Regions from separate parts of the Homo sapiens genome. Here region 2 is linked to region 1. A link is an interaction called in ENCODE POLR2A ChIA-PET data of the cell type or tissue named here. Cell type or tissue: B cell. All regions are shown on one strand. Each heading gives the region's core, and the rest is flanking DNA. Links, peaks and the distances in the headings are about the cores only. Region 1 has its middle 82 kb from the start of RNASEH2B-AS1. Region 2 overlaps TRIM13 (tripartite motif containing 13).

Evidence for each region. Peaks named below come from ENCODE experiments on the same cell type or tissue, not always from the same donor. Only the 100,000 strongest peaks of a DNase experiment are listed, where the experiment ranks them.
Region 2: POLR2A ChIA-PET joins it to region 1 with 6 read pairs; 2 of 35 experiments call an interaction of 5 or more read pairs at or near these places.

What each region holds. Positions count from the first base shown.
Region 1 is chr13:50,990,845-50,993,758 of GRCh38, reverse strand. No RefSeq gene overlaps it. Among named protein-coding and RNA genes, the nearest start is that of RNASEH2B-AS1, 82 kb to the right of the region's middle. In B cell, for the core only: no CTCF peak of the experiment used is centred there; a DNase peak (open chromatin) is centred at 1,368; H3K4me3 peaks cover 348 bases; H3K27ac peaks cover 1,215 bases.
Region 2 is chr13:50,007,344-50,010,257 of GRCh38, reverse strand. The region is part of intron 1 of TRIM13 (tripartite motif containing 13); the gene reads right to left. All of the region lies in intron 10 of DLEU2 (deleted in lymphocytic leukemia 2), which reads left to right. Among named protein-coding and RNA genes, the nearest start is that of KCNRG, 6.6 kb to the left of the region's middle. In B cell, for the core only: no CTCF peak of the experiment used is centred there; no DNase peak of the experiment used is centred there; H3K27ac peaks cover 555 bases.

The DNA of each region.
Region 1 (2,914 bases), core at 260-2,759:
AAATCTTAAGGGCACACAGGAGCTTGTGATCCATTTAAGCTAGTACCTTACTTGTCCCAAGAGGCATTAACTGTCTCAGCAATTCCCAGGAGGGCACAGGCAGGACCTGGCTCTGTCTTCAGCCAATCCCAGGGCCTGGAGACAAAGGGAAAGTGACAAGGGTTGAATTCCTTGCTGCAATCTTTCTAGACAGCAACTGTGTTTGGTGTCTAGAAATGGACAGGTGTGACCTGCAGTCCAGCGGGAAACAGCAAGCTCAGATTAGACAAAGTGCAGAGTCAAGAGATGGGGGTTCTTGCCCAAGCTTTACCACCTGATACACCAGCTATAAAATGGGGTTAGTGACAGCTGCCCCACCTACCTCATAGTTTTATGTGTGCATGTGTGCGTGTGAGAATTCAGTGAAATCTAAGAGCACAAAGATAATGACAATGCTTACAGTAGTAATAACCACAGATGCTCCTCCACTTACGATGAGGGTTCTGTCCAGATAAACCCATTGTAAGCTGAAAATACAAAAATGCATCAGGTTTATATCCTGATAAAATGTTTATATCCTGATAAACCCATGGTAAAGTTGAAACTGTAAATCAAACTAGCTTAACTCAGATGCTCCTTGACACACGACAGGATTACTTCCCAACAAACCCACTGTAGAGTTGAAAAACTGTTAAATCAAACCATCAGGGGACCATCTGTACTAACATTTATGGAGCCTCAAACATGTGCCGGGCACTGGCCCTGCATGCATGTATGTTACACATTACTTCTGCTCCTGACAGCAACCCTATAAGACCACTATTCCAGTCCTTACTTGACAGACAAGGAAATGGGAACTCAGGGAGACTTAGTAGCCCAAGATGGCACCACTGGTGAGCAGCCAAAATAGGGAGCCTAAAGCTCAGTTATTACACCATCAAAAGAGGTGGGAAAGCCTGGTGGTATGGACCCGGGACTAGCTGTGCAACTTTGGCAAAGTTGCTTAACATCTCTGGGACTTGGCATCCTATTTGTAAAATAAGGGTAATCAGAGAACCTGCTGCATAGGGTTGTCATGAAGATTACCTGAGATGTCCACAAAACGCTTAGAGGCAGGGCCGACACTTTGGTAAGTGCTCCTTAAATGCTAGCATTTTAAAATTTTCTTAAATGCTCCTATTGAGTGACTGATCTCCCTGCTTAAGTGGAGGCAAGGAACGATGTTGGAGCTCACGCTCTTGTTACTTTAGTGATACGGTTTCCTTTGAAATCCTTAGCTCTGCTGTGAGTGAGAATCCCATACAGAACGAGGAACCCTGTTATGTGGTAGCATTGCCTGGGAGATAAAGAGCAAAACAGTTGGTGGGGTGGTGGCTTTCTGTTTCATTTTTAGAAAGAAGAAAAGCCAGAGCCTGTGGTTTTAGCCCCCAGCTGGCAGCTTGCTTTGCTTCCTTGGCCCTGATAGAATATGCCAGCTTAATGTTCATTTGTACCGACAACTGCCAGGAATTGTGAAGCAGGTGCTCTCATCCTGGGCTGAAAATGAAGAGAATTTTGCTCAATATTTATTAGGAGTAAAATAATAGTTTCCAGCTTTAAAGGAATGACTACATCTCCCCGCATTTGGTGTCACCCTGGAAACTATTTATTCTTTTGAGTAAACACTGCTGGAGACAAGCTTCAGGTGCCCAAGCAACCTAGCCAGGCTGATGAAGTGCTCTGTGAGCCCCCAGCACTCACTCGCACGGGCACCTTCATTCTCTCTTAGTCTGCTTCTCTGGGTTGGAGGCCTCAGGAGCCCTGGTACCAAGCTGGGTGTGTGAACACTCACTAAGAGGGCAGATTCACTTGAAGGAGGCCTGCACCTCTGCACACATCTGCAAGTGCTAGGCTCTAACACCAGCATCTGGTGGTCTGTCTGATGTCCACCAACCCCCACGTGTGGCTGTCACTCCAGACAACAGACTTGTTTACAAGCAGTGAATGCTTTGCTCAGCAGAGCAGGCAGAATGACCCCAGACCAAGCCCCTCTCAGCCTCAGAATCTTCAAGGATAGGAGCCCTCCCACACCTACAACCTGTCAGTTTCATTTGACTGCCCCCTTACTCCAGCTGCCTCCATCTCAGGCACCTGTTCAGGAGCATGGCAGACCAGGATCCCAGCAGATGGCTGGTCCTGCAGGCTGAGGACTGACAGACTCATTCGCCTGTGGCCCACAGAGACAGGCAGACATTGTCATTAGGAAGAATTGAAAACATTGTTCACTGCCCCTTTCCAGTGGGGCACAGAACTTAATCCCATGGCCTCTACAGCAGCCTGCGCCCCTCCTCTCAGCCTCTCCACATCAAGCCTTCCAGGCAACATTGGATCGTGGAGGTGAAGTTCACGGATGTGTGTGGAGGAGACAACAATGTGTCGGGTGTCCCCTCTGTCTCCCTGTCTTCTCCTTCGTGGACATCTGGAGACAGTTCTTGGACGCTCAGGGCTGGCCAAGGCCTGGAGTCTCACTCTTCCTCTGGGCTACGAGGACCTGCTTGTTCTTTACAATCACCCGTTCTCCCCCGCCCTTTCTTTTTCACCCTTTCTCTCTTTTCCAACTCCCCTTCAGCTCGAGTTGTGTGTGAGAGAAAGAAGGCGGCTCACGTGCCCGGCTGAGGAATGAGATCATTTCTCTCCCCGTGTAGCGGGCTTGCTGTCTGCTGGTCAGGGTTACTGGGAGAAAGCAGGCCAGCTCGCTCTCCACAGAGAGCCATCTGGCTCCAACAGACTCACGCGGATGCTAATCTATTGGTTTCTTTTTCTTTTATTCTTTCATTCTTTCTTTTTGTTTGCTCCCAAGGAACACTTCATCTGCAGCTGTAAATTCAGACCTGGCCCCGTGAAGGCGAGCGTTCATTCATGCACTTATTTATTCCTGCATTATGCCCCCTCGCCC
Region 2 (2,914 bases), core at 193-2,692, 980 kb after region 1:
ACATAGCAAAACTCCACCTCTACAAAAAAAATACCAAAAAAATTAGCCAGCCATGGTGGCATGCGCCTGTAGTCCCAACTACTCGGGAGGCTGAGGTATGAGAATCCCTTGAGCCCAGGAGGCAGAGGCTGCAGTGAGCCGAGATAGCACCACTGCACTCCAGCCTGGGCAACAGAGAGAGACCTTGCCTCAGGAAAAAAAAAAAAAAAAAAAAAAAGATTAAATTACCTGAAAAGGCTATTTAAATAATATTCCTTCCTTTACCAACTACATATCTGTGTAAGCCTAGATTTTTGTGTATTTCCTTTTCTTTTCTTTTTTTCTTAAGAGATGGGGTGTCTCACTCTGTCACCCAAGCTGGAGTGCACTGGCATGATCATAGCTCACTGCAGCCTTGAAATACTGGGCTCAAGTGAGATCCTCCCAAGTAACTACAGACTGCAGGTGTGCACCACCATGCCTTGCTAATTTTTAGTTTTAGTGTTTTTTGTTGTTGTTGTTTTTTTTTTTTTTTTTTTTTTGAGACGGAGTCTGACTCTGTCACCCAGGCTGGAGTGCAGTGGTGCTATCTTGGCTCACTGCAACCTCCACCTCCCGAGTTCAAGTGATTCTCCTGCCTCAGCCTCCCAAGTAGCTGGGCCTACAGGCACATACCACCACACGCAGGTAATTTTTGTATTTTTAGTAGAAACGGGGTTTCACCACGTTGGCCAGGCTGGTCTTGAACTCCTGACCTCAGGTGATCCATCCGCCTCAGCCTCCCAAAGTGCTGGGATTACAGGCGTGAGCCACCGCGCCTGGCCGTGGATTTTTTTATAGACAGGGTCTCACTATGTTGCCCAGGCAGGTCTAGAAATCCAGCCCTCAGGCAATCGTCCCACCTCCACCTCCCAAAGTGCTGGAATTACAGGCATGAGCCACCACACCCAGCCTTCTTCGTTTATTTCAACCAAAATAATATATTCCAACAGGTTAAATACAGAAGCAGACAAAAGACTCCAGCTGTCTTCTATTAAATAGCCATTCATTACAGGCCTCTATTGCAATGCCATGCTTCTCTTAATTTTGTTTTGGAAAATAGTTATTTTCCTAAATTATTTGTTAACTTGTAATGGGTTTATCATTGTTATTTTACGTGAGTATTTTTTAAAAATTGTTTTAATTTCTAATAGAGTAAATATCGACAGTACAAACATAAAGTTCTTGGGATTCTCTTTTTTTTTTTTTTTTTTTTTTTGAGACAGCTTTTTCACCCAGGCTGGAGTACAGCAGTGCAATCTCAGTCCCCTGCAACTTCTGCCTCTTGGACTCAAGCCATCCTCCTGCCTCAACCTCCAAGTAGCTGGGACTACAGGCACGCACCATCACACTCAGCTAATTTTTTTTTTCTTTGTAGTTTTTTTTTGTAGAGATGAGGTCTCACCATATTGCCTAGGCTAGTCTCAAATTGCTGGGCTCAAGTGATCCTCCCACCTCAGACTGCCAAAACACTGAGATTACAGGCCAGGATTCTCAATTTTTAAGAGTGTAAAAGTGTCCTAAGACCAAAATATTTGAGATCCCTAATACAGGCAATACCATTTCTCAATGCAGGTTTATTATTTTTAATTCTTATTTTGAGAGACAGGGTCTTGCTCTGTTGTCCAGGCTGGACTACAGTGGCCTAATTATAGCTTACTGCAGCCTCAAACTTCTGGGCTCAAGCAATCCTCCTGCCTCAGATTCCTAAGTAGCTAAGACTACAGGCATGCACCACCACGCCTGGCTACTTTTTTTTTTGTAGAGACCAGGTCTTACTAGCTGGCCTCAAGCAATCCTCCTGCCTCAGCCTCGCAAAGCACTGAGATCACAGGTGTGAGCCACTGCATCAGGCCACAAGTTTATTTTAAATATACATTCATCTCTATAGTTGTAAAACCAAAGAGTACTACATATTTCTACATTCAGTTTACTCAGGGATATATGCACATATCACATTATCAACAATATCACATTATCAACAATAACATATGACTTAATCGGTAGGCCATCTATGATAAAAAGTGAATACTTGGCCGGGCACGGGTGGCTCATGCCTGTAATCCCAGCACTTTGGGAGGCCGAGGCAGGCGGATCACGAGGTCAGGAGATCAAGACCATCCTGGCTAACACAGTAAAACCCCGTCTCTACTAAAAATACAAAAAAATTAGCTGGGCGTGGTGGCAGGCACCTGTAGTTCCAGCTACTTGGGAGGCTGAGGCAGGAGAATGGTGTGACCCCAGGAGGCAGAGCTTGCAGTTAGCCGAGACAGCGCCACTGCACTCCAGCCTGGGCAACACAGCAATACTCTGTCTCAAAAAAAAAAAAGCGAATACTTTTTTAACAGTAATTTCAACAGCCATACATGACTGGACTATATCTAGAAGGTAAACAGTATTTAAAGGACAAGCTGAGCTTGCAGGGTTAATTAGTTTATGGCTTTTTTTTTTTTTTTTGAGACTAAGTCTCACTCTTGTCACCCAGGCTGGAGTGCAATGGTGTGATCTTGGCTCACTGCAACCTCCGCCTCCCGGGTTCAAGCAATTCTCCTGCCTCAGCCTCCAGAGTAGCTGGGATTTACAGGCACCTGCCACCACGCCCAGCTAATTTTTGTATTTTTAGTAGAAACGGGGTTTCACCATGTTGGCCAAGCTGGTCTCAAACTCCTGACCCCAGGCAATCCACCCGCCTCCCAAACTGCTGGGATTACAGGGGTGAGCCACCGTGCCTGGCGTTTTTTTTTTTTTTTTGAGACAGAGTCTCACTGTTGCCCAGGCTGGGGTGCAGTGGTGCAATCTCGGCTCACTGCAATCTCTGCTGCCCAGGTTCAAGCAATTCTCCTGCCTCAGCCTCCCGAGTAGCTGGGATTACAGGCACCGGCCACCACGCCCGGCT